2 separate regions of the Homo sapiens genome follow, and region 1 is linked to region 2. The links are chromatin loops, found by intact Hi-C in ENCODE. Cell type or tissue: endothelial cell of umbilical vein. All regions are shown on one strand. Each heading gives the region's core, and the rest is flanking DNA. Links, peaks and the distances in the headings are about the cores only.

Evidence for each region. Hi-C counts contacts between places; a loop is a spot of excess contacts. Peaks named below come from ENCODE experiments on the same cell type or tissue, not always from the same donor. Only the 100,000 strongest peaks of a DNase experiment are listed, where the experiment ranks them.
Region 1: a loop joins it to region 2, with 9 times the contacts of the local background. A loop is called at or near these places in 2 of 110 quality-filtered maps.

What each region holds. Positions count from the first base shown.
Region 1 is chr12:77,936,544-77,945,706 of GRCh38, forward strand. NAV3 (neuron navigator 3) reads left to right here. Exons shown (of 40, transcript NM_001024383.2): 2 at 3,776-3,893; 3 at 4,538-4,590. Among named protein-coding and RNA genes, the nearest start is that of NAV3, 110 kb to the left of the region's middle. RefSeq lists an enhancer at 2,975-4,174. In endothelial cell of umbilical vein, for the core only: no CTCF peak of the experiment used is centred there; DNase peaks (open chromatin) are centred at 3,668 and 7,128; H3K4me3 peaks cover 970 bases; H3K27ac peaks cover 4,305 bases.
Region 2 is chr12:77,844,448-77,853,610 of GRCh38, forward strand. The region is part of intron 1 of NAV3 (neuron navigator 3); the gene reads left to right. Among named protein-coding and RNA genes, the nearest start is that of NAV3, 18 kb to the left of the region's middle. In endothelial cell of umbilical vein, for the core only: no CTCF peak of the experiment used is centred there; DNase peaks (open chromatin) are centred at 1,624 and 3,774; H3K27ac peaks cover 3,593 bases.

The DNA.
Region 1 (9,163 bases), core at 454-8,453, 92 kb after region 2:
AATTATACCAATTTCTTCACTAAAAAAACTATAATTAATTCATAGCATAAGCCTGCAAAATACATTACTGCACATTTTGTAACTCATTCAGCTGAAACTAAAATGTTAAATACTGTGATTATTATTTTTGTGATAATGAACTGAGGGCAATTTTGGAGTTCAAATCCAATTTCAGGACCTGATTTCACCATCCTGTTGTATTTATTTAAAGATCACATTCTAATGACAGTTGACAAGGTTGTTTGTATTCTCTCTCATCACGGCATTACAGTACATTTATTGATGAGTTTTAAATACATTTTTATACCATGTGTCCTTTGCTCGAAGTCTCCTTAAAGACACAACTCATTTTTCCACCTTTGTATTCAACTTACACATATACAATTTTGAAAGAGAGAAGTATGTTTGTATATAATATTTTAAAATATATTTACATGTTACTTTGTAATTTTTGAAATATTTCACCATCTAGATTATAATATCCTTTTGGAAGGCACTGGTTTTCCCTCTCTTGTCATTTCCTTGGAGGGTCTCAAGTATCTTTTAAGTATGGAAGACACAGCTGTTTATTAGAAGGAACAAATAAAGTGTACTACAATTATTTTTAAATTTGCATTAAATTTCTTTATATAGCCATTGCTCTCACTGATTGCAGCTGAAGTTAGAAATACGGCCTGAGCAAAGTTTCAGATATTAGAGATGCTGGACATATCAAAGCCCTTAAGCTTGGGATTCCTCTGGAAGAAATTCTGGATCAAACAAAAAATGATTTGTGAGCTAAAACACAGGTATTACCAACAAGGTATCTTGAAGCCAACTAGCTGGCCTCCCATTTGTTTTCTCACCTAAGTCCCAGGATGAATTTGGATAAAGGCTAAGGAACTGTTGACATGCATTTGGAGAATGAAAGTATTCTTATTTTCACTTTCCATTCATATCATTTTGTTTTTTATTTAAACAAATGTTTTTGTATAATTAATGTTATCATAAAACAAAACCAACGAAATACAGTTTGATGGAAGTGGTGCCACAATAGAGACATTACAGGTCTGAATGAGAATATGACAGCCTTAATCTGTTATTTAGATTTCCCTGAGTTCAGATGGCAGACAGATTCACAACACCTGTGAAGTGGAAGGCAGGCAGAATTAGTGATAGGAGTAGTGTCAGAAGCAATTACTACAATTTCTTTAGTCTTCTGATGCCAGCCTTCTCAATTTTCTTAACATTTGTGAAATTATAACTTTAACAAGTATTTGTTGGAAAGCTATCACAGCAAAATAAAACTAGATGCCATGTGATGATAATAATAGCAAGCATGTTTTTTCATGACTAGCTTTGTGACAGATGCTTTACAAGTGCTATCTTATTTAGTCCTGGCACAATCCTATAATGTAAGTATTATTTTTCTCCTTGTTTTACAACAAGACTTTTTTTTACAAGAGGAATCTGAAGGTTAAGTAACTTGTCCAGGGTTCCACTGGTAGTAAGTGGTCTCAAGTCAGATCTGTCTGACTCCAGAACTCATTCTCCTCACCCTTGTGAATCCTTTTTCAACCCATGGCCCCAGTCTTTGCCTATGGACAGATCGGCACAACTCAAGTCTGACTTAACCTGAAGTTTCTACTAGAAGGCCAAAACAATTCTATCATTTAAATGAAGTGTTAAGAAGGGGAGTGTGCTCAATGTTTTAAATTCTAAACAGTATAAAATCCTTCCAAAAAATGTATGATCATACAAATATAATCAAATCTTAACTGAGAAAAATTATTACCAAATAAAAGCATCCACCTAAAAATCATGTATTTGTGTGCTAATTCAGGAGACAGTTATGCAAGTAATTTTTCTTACCCTTCAATATCTTCAACATAGAGATCATGGATATTAATAAAAGGAGATGCAATTTTGCTCTCACATATATTTTTCTTATGCAATGGGATGCTTCCAGTTGTTTACATCTTTCAAGAAACTTAATCACCACCAGATATGTACTAGTCTTATGATGCCAGTAGGACTACTTTGTATTTTCTAATAGAAAGGAACACTTTTTCTTCTGTGTTGTAATCTTGTGATATTTAGACCCAAGATTCATTCAAAACACTTAGCAGCCCCATTTCTAGGTTTTTGACATATAACAATACTAGCATATGAGTTCAGGAAGGTACATATGTCAGGCTGTCTCTTGCAACTTTAGATATAATAGAAACACATTTAAACAAGTCAAATATCTATCAACTGGGGGATTGATATATATAATGCAATATTAAAAATAGATGAACATACATGAAATGGCTCTTAGAAAAGCTGTTAAAATATTGTTACTTATAAATTTGAAACTGCAAAATAATATGTAAAATTTGAGCCAAATTTGGTTTAAAATGTGATCTCGTGTGTGTGTGTGTGTGTGTGTGTGTGTGTGTTCTGTGGCATGGTGTGAAGTGCGGTGTAGATACATCAATTCTGGAACTCTTCATACCAAATTATTCAAAAATGGACAGGGTTGAAAGTTGTGGGGAGACTTTCATTTTTTAGTTTCTATACTTCTGGTTTATTATTATTACTTTTTTAAATGTGAATTTGCTTTGTTAGAAATGTTTAAAAAGTTTTTAACATGCTTGGCATTTAGTGTTCATAACTATAAAATGCAACTTACCTTTTCAGCCTAATTTTCCCTAATTTTAGACATTCTGCCTCAATTACAGTTTTTACTGCTGTGTCCTAGATTTCTTTGCCTGTCGGCTTTTCTATATGTTATACCCACTGCAAGGAAGGTCCTTCTCCTCACTTCTCAGGCCTAGGTTCTATGTTATTTCCAGTTCTAATTCCAGTGCTTCTAACAATAATTTTAACAAGCGTATTTCTTACTTTCTTTCTTCTATTCTCATTTCAAATATTTTGTTTTTCTGTTACACCACATCATAGAGTGCCTTGTAATAAATCCACTAATATATGCATATGTACCACCCATAAAGCTGAAATCTTCATGCTTATTTTTCCCTTACAATTAGTAAGTATTCTATTCAATTGAAAAAATTAACAATGTTTTATTTTTGTGAAATTTTTGTAGAGTTTCAGCTTTTCTGTATATCATGATCTGCTGTTGAAGAGACACCTCTATTTTATGTCAAATTGTCAATTTTGTGCCTTATAATCCACTTCTGAATTCTACATTGTAATTTCTGTGTAATAACTCCATTTGCTGCCTCTATTCTCTCATATAAACACATTTCAAGAGGCTTAAATGGAAGACGACAATCCAAATCAAATTTCTTAGACAGGAAGGTATTTGTAATTATCTCATAAAATGATGCCAAAATCTTGTCACATACAGTATCTCACATGACAAATTCAATAGTGTTCTCAGAGAAACACAATTTTTTATAGTAATGTTTCTATGTAAATCAGTCCAGGTGGGTTTCTTTTACATGAACAAGCAAGATTGTTTTCAAAATGATAGAAACAATAAAGAGAGAGAAAACCCAAACTGATTTGCAATGGGAGTTTCCTCAGTAGTCATCCCAGAGGGAAGTTTTGCTTTGTCACAAGTGACTAGCCCTTAATTTTGAGAGTGAATCATCCCCTTTGAAATGAGAGATAAGTTGGGGAAAGAGCTGTTTAAAAATTACTTTACAACTATTTCCTTTAGAGCTATGACTTCTTAAACTGGAATGTGATCCAGAATAGCTTCCCTTTGAATCCAACATTTGTCTTCAGCATTTTATTGTCTCTGTTTTCCCTCACCCCATCTCACTTTTTCCTTCTCTCTGTTCAACAGATTTACACTGACTGGGCCAACCACTACCTAGCAAAATCAGGCCACAAGCGGCTGATCAAGGACTTGCAACAAGACATTGCAGATGGAGTACTCCTAGCAGAAATCATCCAGATTATTGGTAAGCCCTTCCTTCTGAAAGAAAGCATGAAAGTCTCTGCTCCCATCTCTTTGGTAAAGCACAACTTAAGTTAAGCGCCTTACTGAACTGGTCCATGTGTCTCTGAGATTCATGTAGCTCTCCCCTGATTTAATTAAAATGTTTATATGAGGATGTTTGAAAAAGGCAGTTTGGCCATACTTTTAAATAACTAGAACTGTATCTTTATATACATAAACTTGCTAACCTTTATTGAATCATTTGAATCGAACTGTCAGAAATGAATGCTTCATTAAACCATATGTCTCCCATGTGTGTATTTCGTTAGCTGGAGCAACTCATACACTCTGAGATGCCTTGAAACTGTATCCTGATCCAGCAGGGACAATTGTGAAAGGTTTCATGTCAGCAATCATTTGGCACAGGCTAAAGAATTAGCAGCAACTTCCTTCTCACTCATTTTTTTTTTTGCCTGATTTGTGCATATAGAATTGGCAGCTGCTAATAAGTGTGTCTTCTTGTACACTGCTTGGAAGACAGAATATATGTAGCAGGAGCATTTTTGCTTGGTATTTTTTTTTTCCTGTTTTCGTGTGTGTGTTTCACTTCATTGCTTAAGCATGTCGTTCTTTTTTTCTCTCTTTTATTTTATCTCTTGGCTTTAGCAAATGAAAAAGTTGAAGATATCAATGGATGTCCTAGAAGTCAGTCTCAGATGGTAAGAATCATATTTATTCTCAATATATAATGCTGATCTTCACTTCCAGAATTAATTGCATTTGTAAATGGATATTATTTTTTTTCTGCATGTCTTCCTGCTTAAGAAACCATTTGATCCCATTCTCTCATATGTATTTGTGTGGGTTCAATTTAGGCACATCAACATCATTAAGTGACTCCTATATACACATGACATATTTCCAGATGTCTTATTAGATCCTTGACTTTTTTTTGTTCTGCTGTTCTGTATAATTTAACACTGGTCTTAATGGTAGTAAATTTCATTTCTACTTTTAAGTGGATTATTTTTGTCTGAACAACTGGCTTAAAGAACAGGCTTTGCCATGGGCATTTTAAAATATATAAATAGTATTTTCTTTGTTCATAACAAAGTCCAGTGTAAACACATGGACTCTTCAACACTTCTGGAAATAGTTCTCAAGGCATGCTGCTGTCAGTTTGGTGAGCAGTGACTGATTTTGAGATATGATTCGTAGTCTCTTCCAGAAAGCCTTCAGCCTGGATATCTGCCTCTTTCCCAGCTATCTCTTATCTTTATCAACCAATAAAAACTTCAAGTTTTATAATAAAGTCAAAGAGTAATAAACTATAGAGATAAAAATATGTTTCTTAATTAAAAAGCCACAACTTAGTTTTATAGGAAAACCTGAAATATAAAATGCCTTAACTAAAGTTACATCAAGCAGATATAATCAGGAATGACAGCCGAAATCCACAAGATGAAGCTTTCTCCAAAACTCTTCAGCACAGAATAGGCATTTTAAATGAATTTAATGAGTTCTTAGTTGTCAGAAACTTGGAAGAATAAAAAAATCTATGAACTTTTAAAATATACTGACCTACTTTACTTAATGTCAGAAAACTGAAATCCAAAATAATAAACATAATTTATTTCTAAAAGTGATTAACTATCATGTATATTTTTAAAATAATTGGCCAGATGTGGTGGCTCACACCTGTAATCCCAGCACTTTGGGATGCCAAGGCGGGTGGATGACCTGAGGTCGGGAGTTCGAGACCAGCCTGACCAACATGGAGAAATCCTGTCTCTACTAAAATTACAAAATTAGCCAGGTGTGGTGGCGCATGCCTATAATCCCAGCTACTCGGGAGGCTGAGGCAGGAGAATCGCTTGAACCAGGGAGGCGGAGGTTATGGTGAGCGAGGATTGTGCCATTGCACTCCGGCCTGGGCAATACGAGCAAAACTCTGTCTCGAAAAAATAAATAAATAAATAAATAATAAAATCAAATAATAAAATAAATAAATAAAAAATAATTACTCCCAGGACCTATTATGATGTCATGAACTCTGTGTATATGGTTGTGAAAAAAATCACTGTAAAAGAAAGGATTTCTATACAATCCTTCAGTTTTAAGGAAACTTCCTGATCTAATTACTCTAAGTGACTCTGTGGGAATTAATTACAGTTGTTTTCTGAGGTTTTACTGTGAACAAGCCAAATCAGAAGACATTTAGACCTTGATACAGTAATAAGCTGTGTGATGTTGAGAAAAATATGTAACTTCTTTGAGCCTTAGCTTTCTCATCTGTAAAATGAACCTTAATTAGAATGTGACAATGAGATATGTATGTGAACATCCTTTATTAACACAACTAAAATGCAATGCAGAATAGTATTGCTACAAACTTTGTAAAGGACACATGCGTGGATTAACACCTGTTAAAAGATTTTTAAGGCTTTCAGTTAAAAAGCTCAACAGTCCCCTGAAACCATAATTATGTTTCTTAAACCCAACATGGTTGCTTTTGCTTTCATTATTTTTACCATGAGGAGGTGTTGAATAATATAAAACATTTTAAGTCTAGAAACTCTTACCTACTTGGCTATCATTCCAATTTGATTCTGGGATTACAGAGAATTCAATAAACAGGCAAGCTTATACTCAGTGATGGAAAAACAATTCCAAAGCTCATAACAATGGTTAATAGAGATGCTGTTTTTACCTATTTATCTGAAACAGCTGTTCCTAGAGATTCTACAAATCTGTGAAGAGTCTCTTGAGTTTCAGACTCTGTTAATTTTTTTATTACTTCTTATTCCTGTTAACTGCAAAATATCATGTTACAGATATTATGCAAGTTATGTTGATATTTCCACTTCTGATTAAAACAAAATAGAAAGACCACAGTCTAAGAAATGCAAATGCTATAAAAAAGGTAGTTTATTCAGCCAAAAAGCATTAGTTGGAATCATATCGAATATTGACTAAGAATGACTTAGATCCTCATTTCTTTAAGATGTGGTTGAATTTTGAATCTGAAGTTGGCATGCCTTCAATTTCTTGATTCAGAAAAATACATATGAAATAAATGTAACTTTTTTGGCTGAATTATTTTTGCCTCTGTTCTTAAGAATTTGTGTAAGCACTATTAGTGAATAAAAATTCCAGACTTTAATTGAGACAAGAATGAAAAGGAAAGATAATTATGATAGCATGACTAGGCTTATGAATTTCATGTATCTACTCCAAACAGGATGTTGCCTGTTCCTTGATTGCATAACACTGGGAGGTGCTACATTAGTAAGAGTGAGTGGTATACTTGCTCATAGGACTACTTTGGCCACCTCTTTTTGTATACCTGGTCTCTTGTGGCCTTTGGTTGCTGTTGGTGCTTAATAACAAAAGATAAAGTAAAATTAGGTCTGCTGCTATTTTTAATCACGAATTGTTTTTATTTAAATGTTAAACTTGCTACCCTTTATTGAATCATTTTAAGCCTTTAAGAATAGAAGATCCCTTTTGTTGTATGAATCTACAATGTATTGATAAATTTCCATAGTAGCCAGGTAATTCACATGTAATCAATATTTACTAAGCACTGAGTACAAAGTATAATAACATTTGGATGAACTACACTTGAGAATTGGAGGAGCAAATGTTTAGATAAATAACAGCAACAGTTACATAGGCGAGAACAAAAACGACTGAGAATGGAGTAAGTTTGGTGCATTCCACAAACAAATAGAAGAGCACCGTGGATTAGGCACAAGGAGAGTTGTTTGAAGGGAACAAGGAAGCCTGATAGTGTAGGGCCAAAGTAAGGAGTTGGTATGGTATTCTAACTCAGGAAGACTTTGGAAGATGTTTAAAGCTGGGCTGTGGTATGATCCAATATAAATACTTTAAAAGATCACCCTAGATGCTTTATGGGGATTATAAAGTAAGTAAGTGTTGGTGTCCAGTTGAATGTGGGTGACGGAGAGTACAGGGAGCTTAAAATGGCCCCAATTTTTTAGCCTGAATGGGTAAGTAATTACCATTAAACAAGATTATTATTATAGAAGCAGAAAAAAATTTCTTAAAAAGGTGGAGGGAGGAAGGTGATGAATTCATATTTTAACATGTGGAACTTGATGTATCTATTAAAACATCAATTTGGAGGAAACTTAAGGCTATTAGACATGTGTTTCTGAAGGTCAGAAAAGAGTATTGGTTAGAATATACTGAAAAAATAGGTAATATTTGAAACCATGGACAAGAATGGAATCTTACAGGAGGTCTGCATGAAGTCACAGGAGAAGAAACCTGAGGTTTTTCACTCTAGGAAATATAAATATTTATGTGATAGAGGTATAGGAGTCAGGAAAGGGAAAGAGTGTTGAGAGAGTGAGACTATTGTTGAGGAACAGAATCACAGATGTGGACTGCTAATCCTTAGGGAAGATGCAGTAGCTGAAGCTCTAATACGTGGACTACCCCAGCAAGTCAGGGCAAAGTAAGATGAGCAGAATGTGTAACATGCTGTCAAATGTTATGCAGCTAAATAGCTGGTATACTGGAATGTGGTATTTCTTTTTGGTAATTGGATAGGCATTGATTACCTGTATGTGAACATATTCTGTAGAGTGAATAACGTGTTAAAAAGTAACTCAGAAGTGCCAATATCCATTGAGTCATGAATAATTTTTCTAAGAGTGTCCTGTTAAGACACTGTTAGAGAAAAAAAAAAAATAAATAGCTTGAGAAGAAGACAGAGTTGAGGGGAGTTTTTGCAAGGGGGGAAGAAAGCATAGAAGGAGGAAGCAGTAGAGGGAAAGGAAAGGGTTCAGAGGAATGAAGTGGTAAGTAACTATACCAAGTCCTAAAGGAAGTAGAAGAGGAGGAAATTTTGGTCTGTGTGGAAGATTTGATATTGGAAAACAATAGGGATACATTTGTTTCTGTATCATGTCATAAAAGGTTATGATGGGGTGAAGATACGGATACTTGAAAAAAGTATGTATGTAACATATTTGTATAAACACAAATCTCTACATAGCAGCTACCACTGAAAGGATTATGGCCGGAACAGGGAAGAAACACATAAATAGAGGCAAGTTATTTGAAGGATTCTAGTTCTGTAGGGTATAATGTACTATATTATTCTGCTTTTACAACTTACATAAGTGTTACATGTATTATTTTATGTACATCAAATATACTAAATAATTTCAAAGTAGAAAAGAAAGTATATTAAATAGAAACTAGAGGAATTTAAATTAATATAACAACTTCAGAATTTTAGATAATATTAATGTGCTTGCT
Region 2 (9,163 bases), core at 484-8,483:
TAGCAATGCCCAAAGCATGAGCTAATATTTGGTCAGGAGAGTCACAACTTTACTTGCTTCTAGGTGTGCAATAAATTTTTTTGAGTTGTGTTTATAGGGATAATACAATGTAGTTTAAATAAAAAATTTCTCACTAACATTTTTATTCCAGATTTTAATTATTATTTTCTCCCCTTATCCCTCCATTCTATATGGACTTGTTTTAAATTTTTATTTTAATGGTTCTATTAAATATTTTTTCGTTGGGCAGAAAGAATATAGTCATATACATATACCTACATATGATACATGGGCATACTTATTCATCCTGTAGTCTAAATATGTAGAGTATATGTTGCATACAGCATTACAGCAGCAGTAGTTAATATGAAATCACTAAACTTCTAGTCAGGTGGCCTGAATTGGAGTCCTTTACTCCAACTGTGTCATCTTGCATGTTTTTACTCAATTTTCTCGACTTTGGGATTAGGACAAGAATAGCAACCTCACTTAATTGTAGCCAGAAATAAAAGCGTACTGTTATAGCATCATAATAACGTTAAGACATTACCTATCATTTTTGGAAGCAAATGAGACCTACAAACACACAATTTTTAGCACAGGCTATTCTTTTTTTAGAATATCAATAAGCATAGAACTAACGAGAAAAATTTACACACAGTTTTGTATAAATATGTATATGTGTGTATATATATATATGATATTCAATAGCTCCTGGATCCATCTATTTTAATAAAAGGAATCTTGTGGAATACAAATACACTTCCCAAATTCAGGCAGTCTTGTTTTGAAGAAAAACAATCTTAGTAGTGATTTATGGGATAGAGCTCAGATGGGTTTGTGCTTAGATTGGGGCTCAGTGCAGTCTGGCACTGCCTTTAGAAGAGAGGACCATGTGCTCTTGGACTTTGACTAAGAACCTATAACATCCTAATATTGAATGACTTTATTTCAGATTTTTGCTACAACACTTAAAAGAACCCAAGTACTTTATTTATTTTATTGCAGAAAGAAGCATATCTACAAATCATCACGCTTTACTTCACCATTGTTGAATGTTTTTTCCTCCTATGTTTAAGTCAATTAAAAAACCAATGTGGAATAGACAGAAATTTTCTCATCTATTGAAGTTTTGGATATTAGTGATATCTTTTAGAGGTTTTCTATTTTTTCATATTTTCATTAAGTTTGATTAGGCTAATACTTTTTTTTTTTTTTTTTTTGAGATGGAGTTTCACTCTTGTTGCCCAGACTGGAGTGCAATGTCACGATCTTGGCTCCCTGCAACATCCGCCTCCTGGGTTCAAGTGATTCTCCTGCCTCAGCCTCCCAAGTAGCGGGGATTACAGGCACATGCCACCATGCCCAGCTAATTTTGTAGTTTTAGTAGAGACGGGGTGTCTCCATGTTGCTCAGGCTGGTCTCGAACCCCTGACATCAGGTGATCTGCCCACCTCAACCTCCCAAAGTGCTGGGATTACAGGCTTGAGCCACTGGGCCTGGCTGATTAGTTTAATTCTTTAAACATTAAGTGTACCAAAATACTAGCTTTACAATGCAGTGCACTCCAAAAAGCACATAAAGATTACTGATCTCTGAGTCATATCTCCAATTCCGGATGAACGAAGATTGGAGAGGAAAGGGATAGGCTTATGTAGCTGAGAAATGAATTCACTCAAGAGTTGATAAGCACCAAAACCAAAAACACATCCAATACTAAATGACAAAGTGTCTGTAATTTCAGATCCTCCTCCATTAAAATCTATTAATAGAGATTCAGATTTTGTGTTTATTGCTTTAGGTATGAACTATCTGAGAATCCACTGTCAGGAGTTTATTCTCTAAAAGTTAATTCATTTTGTGTTTGCATAATGAATGAATGCAATGTATTTAGAAATAGTGAGGATAATATATGCAGGAAGATAATTCTAATAGAAAAATCTCTTGAAGGATAAATACGAAAATGTTGGAAGAATAAATGAGTTATCACATAGGCTGACCAACTGTACTGGTTATCTTCAGACTGTGCTGATTTTAGTGCGCAGTGTCTTGTTTTGGAGATTCTTCAGTCCCAGGCAAACTGGGATGATTGGTTACTCGAGTTATGAGTCCAATTTCCTTGATTTTCTCCTTGATTTCATTCTAGTTTTCTATAATAGTCTAATTATTAGTTCTAATTTTATAGTAGTTGGAGATCTCATATTTATCAATTTTTAAATATATTATTGCCTTGTTAAATTAAGGATTCGTTGTTAGATGCTGTCAATTATCTATTTCAGATTTAATGGGAAATGTCCTTTCTTTAACAGGAATTTTTCAAATTAGAAGTAGCTTCTTCAGAGGTTTTATTCAAAGGAGAATGATTTTTTTTCAATGAGGTTCAAATATATACATTTGCTCTTCATCCCTTTTTCCTACCATTTTTAACCAGTGTTGGCAATGAAAATAATACACTTTCCTTTTATGAAAAAAGCTTTGATTTGTCAATAAAACAAACATGTCTTAGTTCCATGAGTTCATCATCAGGAAATTTCCAACCTAAATCTTACGGGCCCTGAGTTGAATATAATGATATCTTGAGGTACTGCAGTGAATTTGTTTTTTCTATACCTTCAGAGACTACACACAGATATCAAGACTTTCTTTTCACTTCAACAGTATGCTTCTCCTCTGTAAGACAGACAGGATGTGGTCTAGGAGAAAGTCCACACTTTAACAATAGGCCATTGACAGAATGTGTGGGGAGTACAAAGAGGAAGAGAGCATCTGTCTACACCCAAAATTATCAGAGGCATTTCTGTGTGTGAGAATCTTCGATTTCAAAAATATGTTTTTAAAGGTCACCCGTTTTCCTTCTCTGTTTTTATTGGATGAGGAAAATTGCCTTCAAGATAACAAAACATTTTAAATTCAGGGGAGGAATTGCATCACATTTTGTCTAGTTATCCCAGGCAGAAAATGAATTCCCTCAGGCACTAAACACATTTTCTTTAGCTCTTATGTATGATCTATGTGAATCAAGCTGAGAAAATGAAAAGGGTGGGAAGATGAAATCCAACTGAAAGCAACAGGGCAGAGGATCCAACAGGCAAGAAGTCCTTCTAGGAAGAATAAATGGAGAGTGCCCCAGGTGCTGACTTTATCTACAATTAATTCTGTATAACATTTTCTCATTCATTCTGCATGAGCAAAGATGCTACACAAAGTATTACAAACACCACTATTTTTCTTTCTCTTCTGTAGCCTTGATCAAATGGTAGTTAAATTTTAATTAAATTTCATATTTCAAGGACTTGCAAGAAAGTCTCTGATGTCTTAGCCCCGTGTTTGTTCTCTGCATGTGTAGCTTGTTTTAGCCTTCAGAGGAAAGTTCCCATATATAGCACTCTATCACGATGTTGACCTGTATGAACATCCAGCTGGTGCAGCTGCCAGGAGGCTGAAAGGAGAGTTAGAATGAGTTCCTATGTCTGTCTTGTCTTTTACTTTCTTCTTTTGAATGCTGTTGTGTAAACCTTTTGTTCAAATGTCTTGCCACCTGGATTCTCTTGTGGATGTGTTGCTACTCTCTCCAAAAGACTTGGCAGAGGGTGCTTCCTGTTGTACAGCAGACTTTTATTTACAGAACACCTATAAAACCACAACAAGAATAGTCAGAATATAAAAGATGGCCTTCTAATGAACGTAGTAAAACTTCAGAGCACATTCTTTAGCCAGGAGAAAGTGCTGCAAAGATGTGATTTAGGATGAGTAAGACATAAGTCAAGGTGTGGATCTTTCAGTTTCCACTAGAAAACAACACTTGGATTTCCTGGCAATGTATTTTTGTAATGACTGTGGTTTCTTTTTGTAAACTGTGTCTCAGACAGGGAGGAAGAATGAACCAACTGGATTGTGTAACTTTATAAATAGAAACAGCCATGTTAAAATAACAAGACTGCTCTGGGTTAAGGCAATGAATTTTGCTACTAGCTGTAAAGCTAGGCCACTGAATGAATATAAGATCCATCCTGCAGAGTAACTTCTAAGGCTTGCCCAAAAATGCTTAATGGGAAAAATCTATGAGAAGTCCTTGCTCCCTTCTATTGTATTCCAAGTGTTTTACTCCAAATAAATCAAAACCTTTTCTCTGCTGGATATAGTCAAGTTGGAGACACACAGGAACTTTATCCTCCACTACAAATATTGAATAATGTGCTCATATCATTTTTAATACAGCACATAGTTTACTAAACTTTGGAACAGTTTATCCATCCTGGCAGTGGCATACAGGATAAAGAGTTAACTGCCTTATTATCTGTTGAACAAGATATATGCTACATTTGCCATAGGAACTGGAACACTGAATGATTTAAATTTCATGATTGCTCTTTATTTTTGGAGGAAGAAACCCAGGTGAAAGCAGAGAAATCTCCTAATGAGGATTAAAAAAAATCAATATTTTCAATATGATTCCATGCAATTTCATATGTACTTGAAAGAGATATGTGCTGTGTTTACCAGTCAGTCAAAGTTTATAGTTCATAGCTTTTGAGTCTTTTGGGAATTACTGCATAATAGTGATGTTTTCTTTTATTTTGGTGGCTAATCCTTCATAGACATTGTTGGCAAACTAATCTTCCTGAGCATAGCCATAATCTTGGCAATCATTCAAGCTTCCCCCAATGTAATTAAAATTAAATTTATTTAAACTCTAATTAAATTTCTTTAAACTTTCTTTAATGAGAAACCGATTTGATTCATGTTTATATCTCTTGAGCTTCCCAAACACAATGTGTTGTATGTAATAGTGATTTAAACATATGTGTTGAATAAAAAATAATTATTTTTATGATTGTATTACTTTGACTCATGATTTACTTCATGTCTATATCGCAAAAAGAGCCATCCTAGAGACTGTTCATGATTTATTGGATAGAAATGCCAGCTATGCTATTTCTATGCAGGTTGAGTATTTATAATCCAAAAATTCAAAATCTGAAATTCTCCAAAATCTGAAACTTTTTGGGTGCCAACATGACACCACACATGGAAAATTCCATACCTGATTTCAGGTGATGGGTTGTAGTCAAAACACAGTCAAAACTTTGTTTCATGCACAAAATTATTTGCTGAAAAAATTACCTTTAGGCTAAACGTAGAGTGTATATGAAACATAAATTTCTTGTTTAGACTTAGTTTCCATCCCCAAGATACCTCATTATGTATATGCAAAGATTCTAAAATCTGAAAAGAAAACTCAAAATTAGAAGCACTTCTGGTCCCAAGAATTTTAGATAAGAAATGCTCAATCTATATATCAGTGATCCAAAGTCCAAACCTTAATAATTTTGGCCTTAGCAGAGTATACTAAGTCTACCTTGAGCGATGCTACCCCAATCCAATGGTGGTCACGTGTGTCTCCAAACCTATCTCATCAAATATAGACTTTTGAATGTGGAAGAAAGAGTGGAGGATCTTCTAAGACAAGTGTCTCCTTTTTGTACCTGATTAAAATTAAGACTCGGCAGATTGAAGTGGGTTATCTCAAAGCCATGGCATTTTAAAAAGTGGCTATAAAATTCTACGCCCGTGTCCTAAGCGTCCCATTTATTGATAATTATTGCTTAGGTTACTCTAATAAACCTGCTTAGAAAAATAAATATGTCTTTAACATAAAATTCAAGACTCATAATATTATGGAAAGCCAGCCATAGCCTTGTGCTAGAAAATCAGTAAGGAGGTGGAACATGTTTGAGTCATCCTCCAACACTTACAAGTGTTTTTGGCATTCTTTGATTTCCTTGTCAGAACGTAACTAGTGAAATTCCTCTGTTCAATAACAATATCCATACTCTATTGCCAGGGTAGGTTTATGGATGTTAATAGAGTTTTCCTTGTCAAGGGTGATGTATGATATGGATCTTCCTCTAAGTAATCATAAGTCCGTTGCAGTATAGTAAATCAGCCAAGTGCATTGTAATTTATATGTTTTACTTACAGGGATTTCAGACAGGATACTTATCAAATGTACAAGAAAATGTAACTCAGTATTTTCTGTAACATATTCTTCTTGCTTTCTTTCAAATCTCCTTTCCTGCTGCTGGTGGTTGCAAAGGAGGTTGGTGATGATGGGGGAAACCTAAATTAAGCTATTTTCTTTTGGTTTGAGAAAGCCTCATTAGAGTAAAAGATTAGTAAATTTCAAGGTCAAATTTCTTTTCAGCACCTTTTTTTCCTTTTCTATGAAGTTTCTCTCTTTCTTTCTCATTTTTAAAATGGCTTCTTCAGATGGATGGATACAGTGTGTGTAGGGAAGCTTTTGTGTCCTCAGGGTAATGGCAGATGAAGGGAGAAAAAAGTCTCTGGTTTTCTTGCTACTCTTTGGGTCCTTGCTGGTCTCTGCAGAGTTGGCCCCATCCAGCCTGGTCACTGGACATGTGCTGTGAGACTTGGGCTATGTGGACACCCTCTGTTGGCAACTATTGCTCATATTCTGCACCTGTCCTGATGCCAGCTCTCTTAGAATACTAGTCCTCAGAGCATTCCTGCATAGCACCACTGGGACACATAAGAACTTTTGGATTCATAGACATCGGATACGCTGTCTCAAGCCATATCTACCTAACTGTGTCTTATCATTTTTCCTCTGCTGTGGCTATTCCATATTGGCAAGGAGCACCCCTGCATTCTGATCCCCCCAGCTATCAAATGAGAAGTGGGGCACAAATTCTTTCAACCTTCACCCTGCTCTTTGACCTATCTTGAATTTTTTTTATGTAACTGTTAATCTTGTGCCTAGTCCCAAGGGTATGGAGGCACCAGCTTCTTTCTCAGGAATTCAAATTGTATCTTATCTTTAGAAATACCCCTTCTGAATCCCCTTGCTTCCTTACTGCTATTTGAACCTTTATTTACCCTCACTGTCACAGGTTCTCTGAAATATATCTTGCACCCTATGCATTGTGGTTAATAGTGCCACTGTATGCTGTGGTAACCAAGATTTTGTATTTGATAGATAAAGAAAAGTTCTTGAATTTGGAAAACACTTTTGTGCTCAATGAAATCTAACTTTTGAGACTATTTTGTCACAATGAACTTAAAAATATTTTCAATAATATTAAGCAATCAATTATTTGTTACAGACTGAATTCTGTCTTCTTGTAATAATGATTGTCGTTATTTTAATGATTAGGGAAACTTTAGATCAACTAAGAAACAGGAACAAAAAATGCTATGCTATTATCTCAAAAATGCATACTCCTTCCTACTTAAGAATAATAAATTTATATATTATGATATGGTAAAATTCACAACTAATTGTATTTTTCCCTAGAATGTTTAAAGCATTATCTAATACCAGCTTCAGTGTCTATATTACTGTAACTTCATGAAAGACTACTAACAATACTGGCTATCATTTATTAATATTAAGTAGTACTTGCCAGATGCCGTTAGAGGTGCTTTAAATGCATTCTCATTTAGTCTTCGTGTGTACTACCGTTATCTTCACTTTTTAGATAAGGAGACTAAAGTATAACTAGAGCTAAGAAACATGAGAAAGACGACCTAGCTACTGCCTATTTTGTAATTCCCATGGACTAAGCTTGGAGAAGTAAGAACTATTACTACAATAGCAGAAATTGAACAACAGCTTCATTTAGGAAATCACAGCAAAAGTATAAATAAAATGATGACTCTTAGGAAATAAAAAGCAGTTTTTGAGAGTAGGGATAGATGTGGCCTGCTCATTATAAAGTTCACGTGTGGTAATGGATAACTGATTTTCAAAATAACAGTTTAAACTCTGAAAATTCTGTTATTCTGACTGGGTGCAGTGGCTCACGCCTGCAATCCCAACACTTTGGGAGGCTAAGGCAGGGGGATAACCTGCAGTCAGGAATTTGAGACCAGCCTGGCCAACATGGTGAAACCCCATCTCTACTAAAAATACAAAACTTAACCGAGCGTAGTGGCACATGTCTGTAATCCCAGCTACTTGAAAGGGAGGCTGAGGTGGTAGAATTACTTGAACCCAGGAGGTGGAGGTTGTAGCGAGCTGAGATCGCACCACTGCACTCCAGCCTGGGCAACAGAACGAGACTCCCTCTCATAAATAAATAAATAAATAAATAAATAAATAAATAAATAATGTTATACTTATGAAGAATAACAAAACATATGCATTATAAGTTTGTGAAAACGGCCTAGTAAAATATTTTAAAATTGTTATTGATGTATAATAGACACATACCAATAAAGTACACATACCATAAATATGTTTCATGAATTTGTAGAAAATGAACACATTTTTCCAGCTAGTAGAGAATAGGAAACAGACATTTACAATTGCTGTCTGACATTTACAATTACAATTTAGATTCCTTATTCTCGTAGATTTATATTATTCCAGTACGTGAATTCTCCCACAATTTATTTTTTATTCTGCTTTTAATGTGGGCATTTGGATAGTTTATAGCTTGGGGATTTATGAATAATGACACTGTGAACATTCCTGCACATGTCTTTTTGCGAACATAAGAAGCGATGTCTGTTGGGTAGATCCCTAGGGGTGAAACTTCTAGGTAATAGGCAAGACATATACTCAGCTTTCATGAGTACGATTACTGCCACCATTTCTAAAGTGGTTGTACCAGATTGCTTTCTTACTAACCTGAATGCATCTTCAGTTGCTCCACATCTCTGCCCTCTGGTATCACCATTGTTATGAGGCCACAGGTCCTTAGCATTTTCTATGTAGTGTGATTTTGTTGTAGTTTTAAGCTTCCATACACTTATGACTGATGGAATTGATTATCTTTTCTGTATTTAACTGGCCATTTGGATATCTTCCGTTGTGTTCATTCAGGTTTTCTGCTTACTTTTCTAATAAGTAGTGAGCCTCTTTCCTTAATGGTAGATAGAAATTTTTTAAACATTTTCTGCACATGAGTCCTTTGTCAAATATGCATATTGTGAATATCTTTTCCCATTCCATGGGTTGTGTTTTCCCTCCCTTAATAATGTCTTTTGGGAAACATAAATTCTTAATTTTAGTGTAATCCAATGTATCAATTTTTATCTTGTTTAAGAAACTCTACTGTTCAAAAATTTCAAAACTATTCTATGCAAAAAGCACTATTTGAGATGAAAATTGAATATGTGCAATACTTCTGATAGCAAC